Linked DNA regions of Homo sapiens: region 1 is linked to region 2. The links are chromatin loops, found by intact Hi-C in ENCODE. Cell type or tissue: heart right ventricle. All regions are shown on one strand. Each heading gives the region's core, and the rest is flanking DNA. Links, peaks and the distances in the headings are about the cores only. Region 1 overlaps LOC102723341 (a long non-coding RNA gene). Region 2 has its middle 10 kb from the start of TRE-CTC1-7.

Region 1 (4,396 bases), core at 115-4,114, 350 kb after region 2:
ATAGTGTCATGGTTTCATCTTTTATAAAAACATATTAATGTTTTTAATACTATTTCATTTGTTATTTTAACTAAGAATCAAAAATAACTAGTCCAGAAGAGGCATTTGTGGTTCAAGTAATCTACCCTTGGCCAATAAATATGTATTAAGGACCTATCACCTGCCAAGCACTAAATTTATTTCATACAGTGGCTTTCAAATTAAATCTTTCAAAATAGTCCATCATGTGAAACAGATGACATGAAGCACCTTTGGTGAAAGTAGGGCCTCAGTCCTCAACTGGGGCTTTTGGATTGGCCATTGCTCTCCAGGTGGATCCCTGAAGGGTCTGAAGGAATTTGAACACATTTGAAAACTAGTGTTCTGGGTGAAAAGACTGAATAGTCCTCAGAAACTGATAGAAAATGGTTGTGATAATGGCTCAAATGTTGATTCTTCATTCTTTGTTCTATAAAAGATATTTTTGATGTTATAGGTTATATGTCAAACCCTTTAGGGTTTTACCATTTAATGTGCCTTTTTAGTCAAAGGTCCTATAATCTATACCATTCAAATAAATATCCTGAATCTTTTATCTCCCAGAAGCCCTATCCCCTTTGTTAAAAGATAAACTTCGGTACATTAAAATTTTAAAGAGTTAACTTGAACAGACAGCAGTTCATGAATTGGGCAGCATTAAACCACAAATGGTTTGGGTTTCACTGACAGGGTGCAATGTAAAAACGGTTGTAAGATGTCCTCAGAAGAAAGACAAAGAAAATATTTGATTGGCTAAAGTAGAAAATCTTTAGTTAGAATTAGCTGGTAGTTTCTGACTGGTAAAGTGTAAGTTTCATTTTGCTATTTACATTGAGTTGTCTCACTTTGCATATGTAGGAATCTAAGGCCCTAGAGCCATCTTAGCCTAAGAATCACTTGATTAGTCTGTTTAACACTTTTCAATCAGTCATCACTTCTGCATCCCACCAATAGCATCTAGGACATAAAGAACCAAAAGTCTCACCAGGGGCAAAGTGCAAGACTCCCTCACAAATATGCATGAGAGGTAGTCAGCCAGTCCCTAATATACCCCCAATGAAGTTGAATTGATTTAAGTAGGAATTTGGAAAGGTGGAAAGTGCTGTGATTTTTGAAAGTTTCAAAATTACCAATAATATGACCCAAGGCAGGTATCTTAATTTCTCAAGTTAACTGTTTTGTATTTTATAAGAGAGAAAACAAACAATACCTTTCTTATCCAAGAATGACTGATAATAGTCGATAATCAATAAAGGCCAGTTTCTCCTTTTCACTCTGATTCTCAATTGTGAAGCCCCGTACTTCTCACCTGGAAGCCTGCAGGGATGGGACAGAGATGAGAAAGGGCTGTGCTACTATCTTCCAACTACATATGCCTACTGTTTTCCCACGCATGCAGCTGCAGTTATGAAAAGAAAAAGCGAATTCACTGAAAGTGTCAACCAGATTCAAAATAGCCGTTTTTGAAAAGCAACATATCATAAGATTTGTTTTCATTCATGTAAAAGGCCGCAAAACGAGTGATATTAAGAGGTCCTTCAATTTCCAAAGACTGGGAACAGCACTGGGATTCATAAAGCTGGAAACAAAAGTGCAGCCGCCACGCTCTGCCCCTCAGTTGAAGTCATGTTGTCTCCAGAATCCCACCTAGCAGCTGCCTCTCCCCATCCCTCACTATTGGTTATCAGTGGGTAGATAAGGACAATAGCTTTGCTTTTCTTCACTTCATCTGTGGTGTTTCCTGGCTTCCTGCCTCCTCCCCTTCAGTATCCAGGTCTCTCAGGGTCTTGGGAGTCGCCTGAGCAGGCGGGGATGTCTCAGGAGTGCAGCCGGGCAGTCGGGCCGCTGAGTCACAGGCTCTATGGTGTCATTGGCCGGTAGACTGGAAGGAGACAGCTCCGTGGCTGCATCTGATTGCTAATGAGCTTTCTGGGGCCCCAGCCTTCTCATCAGCACCATTTGTTTTTACAGGCTGCCTGCCCTTTGTTGACTTGAGGCTTGTTTTCCCTGCCTTAGAGGCACTCGGAAGTTTTTCCTCGCTGGACCTGGCTGTCTCCTTTTCTTTTGAGACTTCGTGGGAGCTAAATTTAAACTTGATTAACAACATTTAGTCCAAGGAGGGTCAGGATACTATTTTCATGTTAAATGCTGCCCTTTATGTTCTTTTTTGTTTTGTTTTAAGACATAATAGGCCCTCACAATGAGATCCCTTCTGATTTTGTTGCTATGGTGTGAGAGACAAAAAAATAGTATAAAACATTTGATTGGTTGATTCTGATCAGAGGTGGAAAAAGGGATTAATACCTCTTTTGTAAAAATCTATTGACAGGTCTATTTGTAAAACCTCACAAATACTTTTAGTAATGATATTTTTACTCTTTGCTACGAATAACTTCAGGTTAATATTTAGGGATAGCTTGGAATCAGTTGTTCAAGGAAACTTCCAGACTAGACTCCAGATTCCATTCTGCAACCACTAACTTTTCCTTTCTAGCATTTTCCAAGGTGTGATTAAACCGTGAGACTGTAAGTTCCATTAGTGGAGGCACAGCATCTCTTGTGCCCCACCAAGGGGACTGAATATATAAATGGACAATGGCCAGATCACATATGAGAATAGAACTCTGACTTTCCACCTCTGCAGCAATCACTTCTCTAAGCCAAACTATAACCTCTGGCCTAGAGTGGTCAGCAGAACAGAATGGTATGCTCCCCAGACCAATCACATATATGCACCACTCCCAGAAAGCCCACCTTATGCTAGCATGAGGCTCCCCCATGCCAACAGCCTCTAATCAGAGCATACCTGAAGCCTTGCTTCTTCTTCACTAGAAAGATTTGCCAGTCCTCTTCCTGCCTTTGAGTATCTACCAGATGTGATAGTGGCTGACTTCCTAGCTATAACAAATGGAATAAATAGCCTCTGTTTGTTCTCATTTGGGTTGTCTTTATTTTCATAACATGTAATCTCTTGTAATCAGGATAGTGTCTAGCATATAACAAGCCCTTAGGAGAGACTGTCTGAATGAATAAATGAATAAACAAATGACTACACATTAATCCATTTCCGGATTAGAATTCTGTCTTCCTGAGGACCTGGCTTTTCACCTCACCTCTCTAAGTATCTGACTTGTGGCCTTGGAAAAGTCACTCAGTGTGTCTGGGTACCATTTTTCTCAAGCTGTAAACCAGCAAGTTTGGACCAAATAATACCTATGTTTCAAGTATTCCCGGATGCTCATGTTTCAAGTAGCCTTCATAAAACTTCTCTGCAACCATAGCACAGGATGCCCACCTAAATTTCCCCACCCACACTTTACTTAAAGAGGAAATGTACTGAGTGTTTTCTATGATAATCCACTTCTTCTGAATGATGGAAGGAAAAGATAGCTTTTAAGAAAATTAGCTTGTTCCCCCTGAATTATGACTTGGTGAGCCATGATACATGCAAAGTAAATGGAAAGATGATTTTTGTTGCTTATTTATTTATTTGCTAAAGATTCTGAGGAAGAATCATGCTTTTGTGCTGGAAAAACATGTTGTTAAACTCTCTGCACCTCCTCTGCCTTCCCTACACTTACTCACTTGGCTAGGATGCTCCCTCCTCTACTCTAACAATGCAAACCCTTTTGTCTTCAAGGCCTACATCACCCTCCACATTATACATTCACTCTTCCTCAACTTTTCTTGTTTCTGATAATCTTCTGTCTAAACTCCTGTAAGATATCACTTAGAGTGCACATATAGTTTTTTTCTACTGGATTATAAATTATTGAGGGAGGTAATTTGTATCTTCCTATATTTCACATGATGTCATGATAAAGCATAAAGACTATCATTGAATGAGCAAATACAGTGTACCAGCTGGTTTCATTTCTGTTATGTTATTGATTTTCTGCTACCCATGGATAATTGTTATAGACTCCATTTTAAAGAAGGAAAGACTGAGTTTCAGAGAGGTTGAGTAAGTTCTCCAAAGTCACAAGGGCAGCAGTACTGGGTCTCAAAGCCACTTCTTCTGACTTCTGGTTCAAGTTCTTTGAATATCACTACACCTTCCTCCACACTGTAATGATTAAATCTGTTGTTGTGTCCCCATTGACAAATTCAGCTCAAATATCTAAAACAATAACAAATATAGGCTGGAAGACAAAGTTCCAAAGTTTCAAATTATATTTTCGAATCAATTTGAAATTGTAAGTCACAGCGTGGGTTCTTTTTTAATTTTCCTAGAGCTTTGAACTCAGGCCTATGTACTTTTTGCATAGCAACAATAATCTTTGTCTTTATGTACTGAGTAATTTAGATACTTTAAAACTTTTTTGTAGCTATTAGGCTGAAACATAAAAACCAAAATAGACAAATCAGAAGCAATTTG
Region 2 (4,396 bases), core at 324-4,323:
CCCAGCTGCTCGGGAGGCTGAGGCTGGAGAATGGGGTGAACCCGGTGGGTGAAGCCTGCAGTGAGCAGAGATCGCGCCACTGCACTCCAGGCTGGGCGACAGCAAGAACTCCGTCTCAAAAAAAAAAAAAAAAAAAAGAATAGCAGTATGATGGGCTCAGCCTGCATATAATTCTTTTCAAGTGAAGTCCTAGAAGTCTACTTCTTGGTTTAATTGATAAATACATATTATATATTTATATATTATATATATAATAGCATAACATATATAATGCTATGTTATATATTATATATAATGTTATAATACGCTATTCTATATATTATATATTATATAGAGAGAATAGCATATATATAATGCTGTTCTATATTAATTCAATATTGAATTAAAATGAAAAATAAAAATAAATGATAGGTAATGTTTGGGCCAACTCTTTGGGATTACGGCATGGAAGCGATAGTTAAGCAAAATTCCACTCCCCTCTATTGCCATAGTTTATAATGGTGCTTTTCCTTTTTTTTTTTTTTTTTTGTTGTTGTTTTTTATTGATCATTCTTGGGTGTTTCTCGCAGAAGGGGATTTGGCAGGGTCATAGGACAATAGTGGAGGGAAGGTCAGCAGATAAACATGTGAACAAAGGTCTCTGGTTTTCCTAGGCAGAGGACCCTGCGGCCTTCCGCGGTGTTTGTGTCCCTGGGTACTTGAGATTAGGGAGTGGTGATGACTCTTAACGAGCATGCTGCCTTCAAGCATCTGTTTAACAAAGCACATCTTGCACCGCCCTTAATCCATTTAACCCTGAGTGGACACAGCACATGTTTCAGAGAGCACAGGGTTGGGGGCAAGGTCATAGATCAACAGCATCCCAAGGCAGAAGAATCTTTCTTAGTACAGAACAAAATGGAGTCTCCTATGTCTACTTCTTTCTACACAGACACAGCAACAATCTGATTTCTCTATCTTTTCCCCACATTTCCCCCCTTTCTATTCCACAAAACCGCCATCGTCATCATGGCCCGTTCTCAATGAGCCGTTGGGTACACCTCCCAGACGGGGTGGCGGCCGGGCAGAGGGGCTCCTCACTTCCCAGCAGGGGCGGCCGGGCAGAGGCGCCCCCACCTCCCGGACGGGGCGGCTGGCCGGGCGGGGGCTGCCCCCCACCTCCCTCCCGGAGGGGGCGGCTGCCGGGCGGAGACGCTCCTCACTTCCCAGACGGGGTGGCTGCCGGGCGGAGGGGCTCCTCACTTCTCAGACGGGGCGGCTGCCGGGCGGAGGGGCTCCTCACTTCTCAGATGGGGCGGCCGGGCAGAGACGCTCCTCACCTCCCAGACAGGGTCGTGGCCGGGCAGAGGCGCTCCTCACATCCCAGACGGGGCGGCGGGGCAGAGGCTCTCCCCACATCTCAGACGATGGGCGGCTGGGCAGAGACGCTCCTCACTTCCTAGACGGGATGGCGGCCGGGAAGAGGTGCTCCTCATTTCCCAGACTGGGCAGCCGGGCAGAGGGGCTCCTCACATCCCAGACTATGGGCGGCCAGGCAGACGCTCCTTACTTCCCAGACGGGGTGGCGGCCGGGCAGAGACTGCAATCTCGGCACTTTGGGAGGCCAAGGCAGGCGGCTGGGAGGTGGAGGTTGTAGCTAGCCGAGATCACGCCACTGCACTCCAGCCTGGGCAACATTGAGCACTGAGTGAACGAGACTCTGTCTGCAATCCCGGTACCTCGGGAGGCCGAGGCTGGCAGATCACTCGCGGTTAGGAGCTGGAGACCAGCCTGGCCAACACAGCAAAACCCCGTCTCCACCAAAAAAATACGAAAACCAGTCAGGCGTGGCGGCGCGCGCCTGCAATCGCAGGCACTTGGCAGGCTGAGGCGGGAGAATCAGGCAGGGAGATTGCAGTGAGCCGAGATGGCAGCAGTACAGTCCAGCTTCGGCTCGGCATTTGAGGGAGACCGTGGAAAGAGAGGGAGAGGGAGACCGTGGGGAGAGGGAGACCATGGGGAGAGGGAGAGGGAGAGGGCTGCCACATGTTCTCATAAGTGGGAGCTGAATGATGAGAACACATGGACACATGGGGTTGAACAACACACACTCGCTTTTTCTGAAGTACAAAAGTTCCAGGTTGAACTTTCTGAAGTTGTTCTGAAAGCAGGTCGAAAATGGTAAATGTGAAAATAAACCACAAGGTGGCGTCCTAGTCTCATGTGTCTCATTCTGATTCTTTAATCAAGTAATCCCACTTTTGAAATGTTGAGGATTTTTTCCCTTTAGTTTCTTTCTTCTTGTCATCAATTGTGCTTTATTTTACTTGTATATGTATATGTATTGTGCTATCAGATTAAAGACTGGGGAAAGCCATTCAAATAAATTTAATGCAACAAGTATGCTGGTTCAGCATATGACGTTCATTCATTCCTTCCTCATTCCATCAGTCATGCATTCATGTATTCATTCATTTAACCAATGTCCAAAAATATTTGTTGAGCCTCTTTTCTGTGTCAGATAGACGCAGGGCAAGAGGTCCTGGAGACTCAATGATAAGCAGAAACATAGTCACTGTCATTTGCTTTGAGTGTGGTGGTGAAGATAGACAGTAATCATACAATCACAAATTTAAATTGTGACTGACAAAGCCTATGAGGAAGAAAGGAGAAATAGGTGGTTCATATAGTTCTACAGTGAGGTTTTGAACCAGTTGGAGATGTCAGAGGAGTGATCCATTTGTTGAGATCTGAAAGATAAAGATGAGTTGCCTAGGTAAGAAGGAGAGAAAGGAACATTCACACAGAAGGAACATGTGCAAGGCCTTGTAGCAGGAGGGAGCGAGGAGAATACCAGAGGCTGAAAGAAAGCCAGGAGGGCTGGATGGCAAGGCAGAGGTATCAGAGAGAGGTGAAGAGAGGCCTGGGAAGTAGGCAGTAGATGGATCTTGCATGGCCTCGTAGTGAGGTGAAGGATTTTGTCTTCACACTAAGAACATTAAGGAGCCACAGCAAGGAAGATGAAGTAGCAGCTCAAAACCCGTGCCCAGTCACGGGTGGTTCAGTAGTTTTATGAGTACTGTATATATGAAAGATCCTGCACTGAGTATTAGTGGCCCAACTCCGTTCACCTTTGTGTGATTTGCTTTTTGATAGTGAGGGACATCACTTGAAAACAGTAATGCAATTTTAATCTCATCTATGCTCACTATATTTTTTTCTTTTGAAGAAACATGACCCCATTGTATTTATTTTGAATCAGACTAAAAACCATTGCTTTTGAAGACAGGAAACATAAAGTGTGCTATCCTAACAAACAGATAGACCTATTTAGCTCATCCACAACAAAATAAAAACCCCTGGCACCTCGAATATACAAGATATAAAAGAAAATGTTGTTTGCTTTGTGGTCACTTCACCTCAGAAAGAATCAAGTACTAGAAATTAGGAGACCTGGATCATGTCACTGTGGGAAAGATGATCTAACGTGGCTATGCCTCCATTTTTCTCATCTGAGAAATGAAGCATAGTCTAGTTTATGTTCTTCTAACTCTGAAATTCTGCAAATCTGTGAATATATTCATAAAAATCAATATGTACATGTTATTCACTTAATGTAAAGAGAATGGATATTGGGGGACTACCTTGGTATATATTTGAATGAAAGTGTCTGAGTGGGAAAGCAGAAATTGTGTATAAGACCAAATGAGGCTAGGCGCGGTGGCTCATTCCTGTAATCCCAGCACTTTGGGAGGCTGAGGCAGGTTGATCACCTGAGATCAGGAGTTCAAGACCAGCCTGGCCAACATGGCAAAACTCTGTCTCTACTAAAAATACAAACAATTAGCCAGGCATGATGGTGGGTGCCTGTAATCCCCACTACTCAGGAGGCTGGGGCAGGAGAATTGCTTGAACCTGGGAGGTGGAGGTTGCAGTGAGCTGAGATCTCACCATTGGACTGCAGCCTGGGCTACAGAGCAAGACTCTGAATAAGAAAAAAAAAAAGACCAAATGAGACTTAATGTGGATATTAAAACATCTTTAATAAACTAAATTTGAATAAGCTGCACTATCATTTATTGATAATATACTATGTGTCAGGTCTTATGAACATTATCTCATGTAATCCTCAGAAAATCCTCAGAAAAAAAATTAGCCAGGTATGGTGGCCCACACCTATAGTCCCAGCTGCTAGGGAGGCTAAGGAGGGATGATTGCTTGAGCCTGGGAGGTCAGGACTGCAGTGAGCTGTGATCGTGTCACTGCATTCCAGCCTGGGTGACAGAGCAAGACCCTGTCTCAAAACAAAACAAAACTATCTTACTAATGATAAAAACAAAGCTTAGTAATTTGTCCAAAGTTCAGTAATTTGTCCAAAGTTGCATAGCCATTAAATCTCAAGATGCATCAGGTCTGT

The links. A loop is a pair of places that touch in the nucleus more often than their neighbours do. Peaks named below come from ENCODE experiments on the same cell type or tissue, not always from the same donor. Only the 100,000 strongest peaks of a DNase experiment are listed, where the experiment ranks them.
Region 1: a loop joins it to region 2, with 2.6 times the contacts of the local background. A loop is called at or near these places in 2 of 110 quality-filtered maps.

The regions. Positions count from the first base shown.
Region 1 is chr6:125,419,528-125,423,923 of GRCh38, reverse strand. All of the region lies in intron 1 of LOC102723341 (a long non-coding RNA gene), which reads left to right. Among named protein-coding and RNA genes, the nearest start is that of HDDC2, 120 kb to the right of the region's middle. In heart right ventricle, for the core only: no CTCF peak of the experiment used is centred there; a DNase peak (open chromatin) is centred at 1,833; H3K27ac peaks cover 907 bases.
Region 2 is chr6:125,767,787-125,772,182 of GRCh38, reverse strand. No RefSeq gene overlaps it. Among named protein-coding and RNA genes, the nearest start is that of TRE-CTC1-7, 10 kb to the left of the region's middle. RefSeq lists an enhancer at 452-1,374. In heart right ventricle, for the core only: a CTCF peak has its summit at 2,177 (motif pointing right); no DNase peak of the experiment used is centred there.